Linked DNA regions of Homo sapiens: region 1 is linked to region 2. Evidence: read pairs that join two places in POLR2A ChIA-PET (ENCODE). Cell type or tissue: MCF 10A. All regions are shown on one strand. Region 1 overlaps GRID2 (glutamate ionotropic receptor delta type subunit 2). Region 2 overlaps GRID2 (glutamate ionotropic receptor delta type subunit 2).

Region 1 (4,000 bases), 91 kb before region 2:
CTCAAGTGAAAGGAAGCGTCCCACCTCTCTCACTTTAAATCAAAATTTAGAAAATATTAGGCTTGATGAGGAACACAGGTTGAAAGCAAAGATAAGCTGAAAGCTAGGCCTCTTGCATCGAGGAGTTGAGCAAGTTGTAAATGTAAAAGAAAAGTTCATGAAAGAAATTAAATGTACTATTATAGTGAACACACGGATGGTGAGAAAACAAAGAAGTCTTTTTTGCTGATATGGAGAAAGTTTCAGTGGTCTGAATAGATCAAACCAGCCACTATCTTTCTTTAAGCCAAAGCAAAATCTAAGGAAAGGCCCTAAGTCTTTTCAATTCTCTGAAGTCTGAGAGAGGTCAGAAAGCTTCAGATGAAAAAATAGAAGCCAGCAGAGGTTTGTTCATGAGGCTTAAGGAGAAAAGTCTTCTCCATAATGTAAAAGTACAAGAGGAAGCAGCAAGTGCTGATGTAGAAGCTACAACAAGTTATTCAGAAGATCTAGCTGAAAGCATTGACAAAGGGGGCTGCCCTAAACAACAGATTTTTATTTTTTAATTTACTTTAAGTTCTGGGATATATGTGTAGAAGGTGCTGTTTTGTTACATAGGTATACATGTGCCATGGTGGTTTGTGGCACCCATCAACCTGTCATCTAGGCTTTAACCCCCATGTACATTTGTTCTAATGCTCTCCCTCCTCTTGTCCCCTATGCCTGACAGGGCCCGGTGTGTGATGTTCCCCTCCCTTGTCCATGTGTTCTCATTTAAACAACATATTTTTAGTGAAGATAAAGCAGCCTTATATTGGAAGAAGATGCCCCCTGGGACTTTCATAGCTAGAGAGGACAAAACAAGGCCTAGCTTTAAAGCTTCAAAGGACAGACTGACTCTCTTGTTAGGGGCTAATGCAGCTGCTGACTTTAAGTTGAAGCCAATGCTCATTTACTTTTCCAAAAATCCTAGAGCTCTTAAGAATTCTGTTAAATCTATCCTCCCTGTGTCCTATTAATGGAACAACAAAGCTTGGATGACAGCACATCTGTTTACAGCATGGTTTCCTGAATATTTTAAGGCCACTGCTGCGAACTGGTGCTCAGAAAACAATATTACTTTGAAATTATGACTGCTTATTGACAATGCACCTGGTTACCCAAGAGCTCTGATCGAGATTCACAAGGAAATTAATATTGATTTTATGCCTGTGAACACAACATCCATTCTGCAGCCTATGGGTCAAAGAGTAGTTTCAACTCTCAAGTCATATTATCTAAGAAATGCATGTTGTAAGGCTACAGCTGTCATAGATAGCAATTTTTCCAATGGGTCTGGGTAAAGTAAATTGAAAATATTCTGGAAAGGATTCACCAATCTAGATGAAATTTAGAACATTTGTGATTCATGGGAGGTGATCAACATAATCAACATGAGCAGAAGTCTGAAAGAATTTAATGCCAACTTTCATGAATGACCGTGAGGAGTTCAATACTTCAGTGGAAGAAGTAACTGCAGTTGTGGTAAAAATAACAAGAGAAATAGTATTAGAAGTAGAGCCTGAAGATGTGACCAAATTGCTACAATCTGACAATAAAATGAGAATGAAAATAATGAGGAGTTGCTTCTTATGGAGGAACAAAGACAGTGGTTTCTTGAGATGGAATCTCCTTTTGAAGATGCTATGGACCTTGTTGAAATGACAACAAAGGATTTCGAATATTACATAAACCTAGTTGATATATCAGCAGCAGGGATAAGAGGATTTACTCCAATTTTGAAAGAAGTTCTACCATGGGTAAAATTCTATTAAACAGCATGGCATGCTATAGAGAAATCTTTTGTGAAACAAAGAGGCAATTGATAAGGCAAACTGCATTGTTGTTTTACTTTAAGAAATTGCCTCAGTTAGCAACCACCACCCTAATCAGGCACCAACCATCAATACCCAGGCAAGACTCTCCACCAGCAAAAGGATTATGACACGCTGAAGGCCCAGAAGATTGTTAGCATTTTTAGAAATGAAGTATTTTAAATTAAGGTATTCATGTTGTTTTTTTAGACATAGTGCTATTGCATACTTAAGAGACTATAGCACAGTGGAAACATAACTTTGATATGTACTGGGAAACAAAAAAATGTGTGGCTTGCTTTATTGCAGTATTCACTTTGTGGCTGTGATCTGGAACTGAACCTTCAATGTCTCTAAGGCAAGATACGCCTGTAAGGAGAATTGCAACTTACTGGACCAGAAACCTCTGTGGGAACTATTGCTGGGCTATAGGAAAACCTGAACTGTATTTGATGACTTGCTGGAGACTCAGTGTGGAAAATTCTGAGAGTCAAAAACTCTAGGGGGATCTAGTCATAGGCGGGTGCCCATACTTATGTGAGTTTTGCCTTGAGGAACTAGATTCCCACAGTGAATATTAGAGGAAAAAAAAATCCCTTCATGCTTCCAGCAGGGGAAGGGAGAAAGTAACCATTTTGAAATACACTATTCTTTTCTTCTTCACAATGTCTGTCCCTGGGGAAACTGTTTAACTTGAACCTAACCTACTGGGGGTTAATTCGAGTCTACATGACCTGGGAAAGGGAAATGCCCAACTCCAGCAGGCTCTAGCCTTCCAACTGGGAGAAGGAAAATACTCAACGTCAGCCCATTCTAGCTATCCTATTAAAGGTAAAAGAGGGTGGGAGGGGGAACAGAGAAGCACTTGTGAAGGTTGCAGTCCAGAGGCACAGGCTCACTAAAAGACCGAGTCTCAATCATAGGACCAGACCTATGATTAAGGACCACACCTTACCACCACATTACTAAAGGTCTATTTACAACAGTTCTACTTACCCACTACATCATGTTCAGATATATATTAAAAAAACAAGGCATACTAAAAAAAGAAACACACACACACAGTTTGAAGAGACACAGTAAGTGTCAGAACCATACTCAGATAAGGCAGGGATGTTAGAATTATCAGACTGGGAATTTTTAAAGCTACAGTTTATATGCTAAGAACTTTAATGTATAAAGGAGACAGCATGTAAGAACAGATGGGCAATGTAGGCAGAGAGACGGAAATTCTCAGACAGAAACAAAAAGAAATTCTAGAGCTCAAAAACACTGTAAAAGTAATAAAGAATGCCTTTCTTGGGCATATTAGTAGATCGGTCATGGTTGAGAGAAGACTACCTGAGCTTAAGGATATTTCAATTGTTATTGCCAAAAAAGAAAAATAAAAAAAGATTAAAAAAACCATCAACAACACAGAATATCCAAGAATTGTGAGAAAACTGCAAATAGTGTAACATATATGTAATGAGACTATCAGAAGAAGAATTAAAAAAAAAGAGAAGAAATATTTGAATCACCCACGACCAAGAATTTCTTCAAGTTATGTCTGACACCAAACCAAAGATTCAGGAACCTCAGAGAACAGCAAGCAAGATAAATGCTAAGAAAACCTACACCTAGACAAATCATATTTAAATTGAAGAAAATCAAAATAAAGAAACAAAAATCCTGAGAGAAACTAGAGAGAAAGAAAAAAAGCACTCACTAAGATAAAATTATATCTGACTTATCAGAAACTATGAAAGCAAGAAAAGAATTAAATGAAATATTTAATATTAAGAGGAAAATATCATCAACCTAAAATTCTGTAACCTGTGAAATTATCCTTAAAATGTGAAAGAGAAATAAGAATTTTCTTAGACCAAAAAAAAAAAAAAATTTGAGGGGATGTGTTGTCAGCAGACCCTCCCTGCAAGAAACCCCAAAAGAAGAACTTCAGAGAAAAGAAAACTGAAATAGATCAGAAACTTGTATCAACATAAAGAAAGAGCATCAGAAAATGAGTAAGTGAAAGTAAAATAAATACCTTTTTCTTAATTTATCAAATGGACAATAATTTGTTCAAATTAATAACAGAAACAATGTTTTTATTAAAAATGCATATATATGTGTATGCTTACGTATATGTGAAATGAATAACAGCAATGATACAAAGAATGGAGGGG
Region 2 (4,000 bases):
GCTAATGAGTAGGATGCTATCCGAATCATTTCATTTTAATAAAGTTAATTTAATCTTTCATTTTATTTTGAATGAATGTCTTATGCAAAATACTCAGTCCTATCTTCATGAAGAGGCTACTAATTGGAAGACGCTACAACATTTGAAGTTACAGTAAATAAAGTAAAACAAGACGAAATCAGTCACAGACTGCTACAAAAGAGCCCAAATGTTGTGACAATATCAATTATATGTGCAGCAGAAAATCTGGATATTCAAAGGTTGAGGGTTTCCAAGTGAGAAGGGTCCCTTTATCAGTTCCTGCTCCTTTCTCTTCCTGAGTGTAAGAAGAATAGGGGGAAGTAGAAGTTTCAGGACAGGGCTCTTTAATAAGAATTAGAGGAGGCCGGGCGCAGTGGCTGACACCTGTAATCCCAGCACTTTGGGAGGCCGAGGCAGGTGGATCACCTGAGGTCAGGTGTTCGAGACCAGCCTGACCAGCATGGTGAAACCCCGTCTCTACTACAAATACAAAATTAGCCGGGTGTGGTGGCACATGCCTGTAATCTCAGCTACTCGGGTAGCTGAGGCAGGAGAATTGCTTGAACCCAGGAGGTGGAAGTTGCGGTGAGCCGAGATCATGCCATTGCACTCCAGCCTGGGCAACAAAAGCGAAATTCCATCTCAAAACAAAACAAAACAAACAAACAAAAAAACCTCAATTAGAGGATGTTTAAACTAGTATCAAATTCAGCAAGATTTCCCTCCCTCTACCTCTCTTTTATGGATAGGAAATCAGAAGTAATTTTAGCTTTAGATATACAAGGCTTTTGACAATAGAAGCGTATCTAAATTTTTATCTTTTATTTATCTAATGTAAACCTAGACATAAAAATCAAGATTTGAATGTAGAATTTATACTGGAGCAAGGTGAGTTCAAGTCCAATTTTAATAATATAACATTTAAATGATTTTTTTGAAAATACATATAATCGTGGTTATATTAAAAAAAAAGTTGAAGTTAGAATGAAAATGCTGGGACTGGATCCTGGCATTTCAATTTGCTGCTTCCTTAAGACACTTGATTTAGCTAAATCTCTGTTTCCTCATTCCTAAAATAAAAGTAATAAGATCTATTCTACCTCAGTAAATGAGTCTGTGAAAACTATACTACATAATAGAATTGAAGAGCTTAATAAACTAAACATCTAAATGATTACAGACTGATATTATAAGTACAATAATAAATATATTTCATGATATATGATCCAAAGAAGCACAATCAAACCAAACAAAAAAATTTTCATTTTATGAAATTTGAGCTCTATCATAGTCCAATTTCTTTATTCTTATACTCAATACTATTATAATACTATATTTTCTGTTGGTATCTGTGGAAGCTAAAGCAATTCCATCTTGGGTACTAATCCACCATGTTGACTTCTAGTTAACTCCAGTTCTAGAAAGGCCTCTAAGATCTCCAGTTTATCTTTTGTTTCTTGAGTAAGAGCATGTACTTACCAAAAATTACCGCATTATTTCAAAACAGCTTTGACCATAAATCCTGCCCTTAGGCATATTCACAGAGCACCTTTGCCTTTCCCTGCAATTGTCCTACACATTCTTTCCCTATGGTATATAAGCCCTGGGTCCAAGGGGTAAGGTCACTGAGCTGTGCCAGCATGTCTCATTGCTGGAGGCACAGGCATGGCTTCTGTTCAAATTTCCTATAAAATGTTTCTTTCTGAGAACAATATGTTCACCTCTTCCTTAAGCCTCTTGGCTTCCTCTGACTTTGAAGATATACTTGCATGGATTTGCCCCCTGCAGAAGAGTATTAACATTTTTTTTTCAAATTAAAATAATGATTTTCTTATTTTTAATCATCCAAATAATTAATTTTCAATTTCCATCATTTAATTCTACAATTCTAGAAAAATTTTAGGTAGAATAAAAACATTTCTCCTTACCAAAAATATGCAGTATATAATTAAGGATTTTTCTTCATGGAGAATTCCATAAATTAAGCTTGATTTTTGTTATTTTCATATTGCTAGTTTCCTTTTTCTAAGATGAAATTGGAAAGTTTTCAGTTTAACTAATTGCCATTTATATGTCTTCTTGGTTATTACATTTGAACAGCTTTCTTCATATATTCTTTCTTCATAAATGTGTTCATAAATTGATATTAATAAAGAGTAATGTTGATGTTTGGCATACATTTTCATTTTATCCTAATAAATTGTTAACATAATTATGATATGAAACAAGCTGTAATTTCTCTACTAAAAATAAGTTAATAAACATAAAAATTATTCTAAATCAATTTCAGAAACTTTCTTCTCAAATGCAAAGTTTAACCTATATGTACACAAATAAGCACAAACACACACACAGACACACACTCACACATACACCTGACCACAGATTTATTGGAGAGTTTATTTCTTTTTATACGCAAATTTCACTATACATTTAATTGAATAGGACTTACTCTCTCTGAAACACCAAAGAAACTCACAGGAAAAAGAGCCCCTCAAGGTAGTAAAAAACATTTTCATTTAAATTAAGCAACCATTTTATCCATAGAAAACATTAGACAATATTCTTTCCCCTGTCTTTCACAGTATGGAGCCAAGAAGACTTTTGTACATTTTGTTGCAATGTGTCTCTAAGTCACTGAACTCTGAAAACTTAAAATTATTACCTTGGAAAGTTGAGTTAAAAAAAATTCTAATATTTGCCGGTTTCGAAAGTGGAGTGTAAGTCATTAAGTTTCTAAATTATTGGCTTCCTATACCCTCTTCCCTGCTCCTTGACTCATGAGTGTCAGTACTCTGCCCTGATGTCATAGCCAAAGAGAACCCTGAATGTACAGCTGGCATAAATACCAGGACATGGTTTTTAAACTTCTGGTAACTAACTTAAAACAAATTGTAATCAATTAACTCAACTGTATTTAATAGAATAATAATTGCATCATGTTAGGGACCTTCTAGGTTAAGTTATAATTTTCATATGCAAAACAAACCAAAACAAAATAAAAAATCTGAGGCCTAAAGATTTACTTAACCTTTTAACTTGTTACATTAACAGAAAAAAAAAGAATCAGAGAATCCCAGTGGCTAAATGACCATTGAAGTTATTTAGTTCTTTTAAAAAAAAAAAGTAAATAAAACATAGTTAACAATTATAAAACAAAAAAATAAAAAAGCAAAACAAGTTAGTGACCAAGTCAGAATGTTAAACCAGGCATCGCAACTCCAGGAGAGAAGACTTTTTGTTTCTATCTATCTGTATATTTCTATCTACCAACATTCTGTTTACCTAATACATGTTTTAAAAAATGAAAAAGGGAGAGAAATGGGGTGTAGGGGGAGAGAAGGAGAAAATACATATCCATCCATCTTAATGAAAAAAATGTTTAGAAGAATTTTTTATTTAGCACTTTTGAATAGTACAATAAAACACCAGATAAGAAAGGGATCATTATGTGCTGATGTTATCACAAGTTATTCATATGATTTTATATTGTTTCCTGTCACTAAAGTTATAAACACAATATATAAGCACAATTACACACACACACCTTTGCCATATACATTTCAGCAACCTAATTTTAAACTGTAAAATCTAGTAAAGATTATTTTCCCCTGCCCCTTGGTAGTGCTATTTTTTTCTTTTATCACATGTAATGCATACAACAATTTCCAAGCATTGAACAACTTCATATTTCTCTACTATGAAAGATGAACTATAATTTAATAATTGAATGCCATCTGTTAATGCTTTTTAAAATAATTCCTGTTGTTCACTATGTATTTCTTTTTTATTTAAAATAAACTAAAATAAATATATATCTGAAACATATATCTCACCTATTCACATTATAATGTTTAATTCTTTTCAATAGGAGTGATCAATGTGATACACTTGAGAACAAATTTTGGAAACACTTCCAAAGTATTCATTTATTCACTACGTTCTTATGAAACACCTAAATACTGTAAGCCAAGCCCTG

What was found. Peaks named below come from ENCODE experiments on the same cell type or tissue, not always from the same donor. Only the 100,000 strongest peaks of a DNase experiment are listed, where the experiment ranks them.
Region 1: POLR2A ChIA-PET joins it to region 2 with 5 read pairs; 2 of 35 experiments call an interaction of 5 or more read pairs at or near these places.

What each region holds. Positions count from the first base shown.
Region 1 is chr4:92,961,093-92,965,092 of GRCh38, reverse strand. All of the region lies in intron 2 of GRID2 (glutamate ionotropic receptor delta type subunit 2), which reads right to left. Among named protein-coding and RNA genes, the nearest start is that of GRID2, 660 kb to the right of the region's middle. In MCF 10A, no CTCF peak of the experiment used is centred here; no DNase peak of the experiment used is centred here.
Region 2 is chr4:92,870,397-92,874,396 of GRCh38, reverse strand. All of the region lies in intron 2 of GRID2 (glutamate ionotropic receptor delta type subunit 2), which reads right to left. Among named protein-coding and RNA genes, the nearest start is that of GRID2, 570 kb to the right of the region's middle. In MCF 10A, no CTCF peak of the experiment used is centred here; a DNase peak (open chromatin) is centred at 1,606.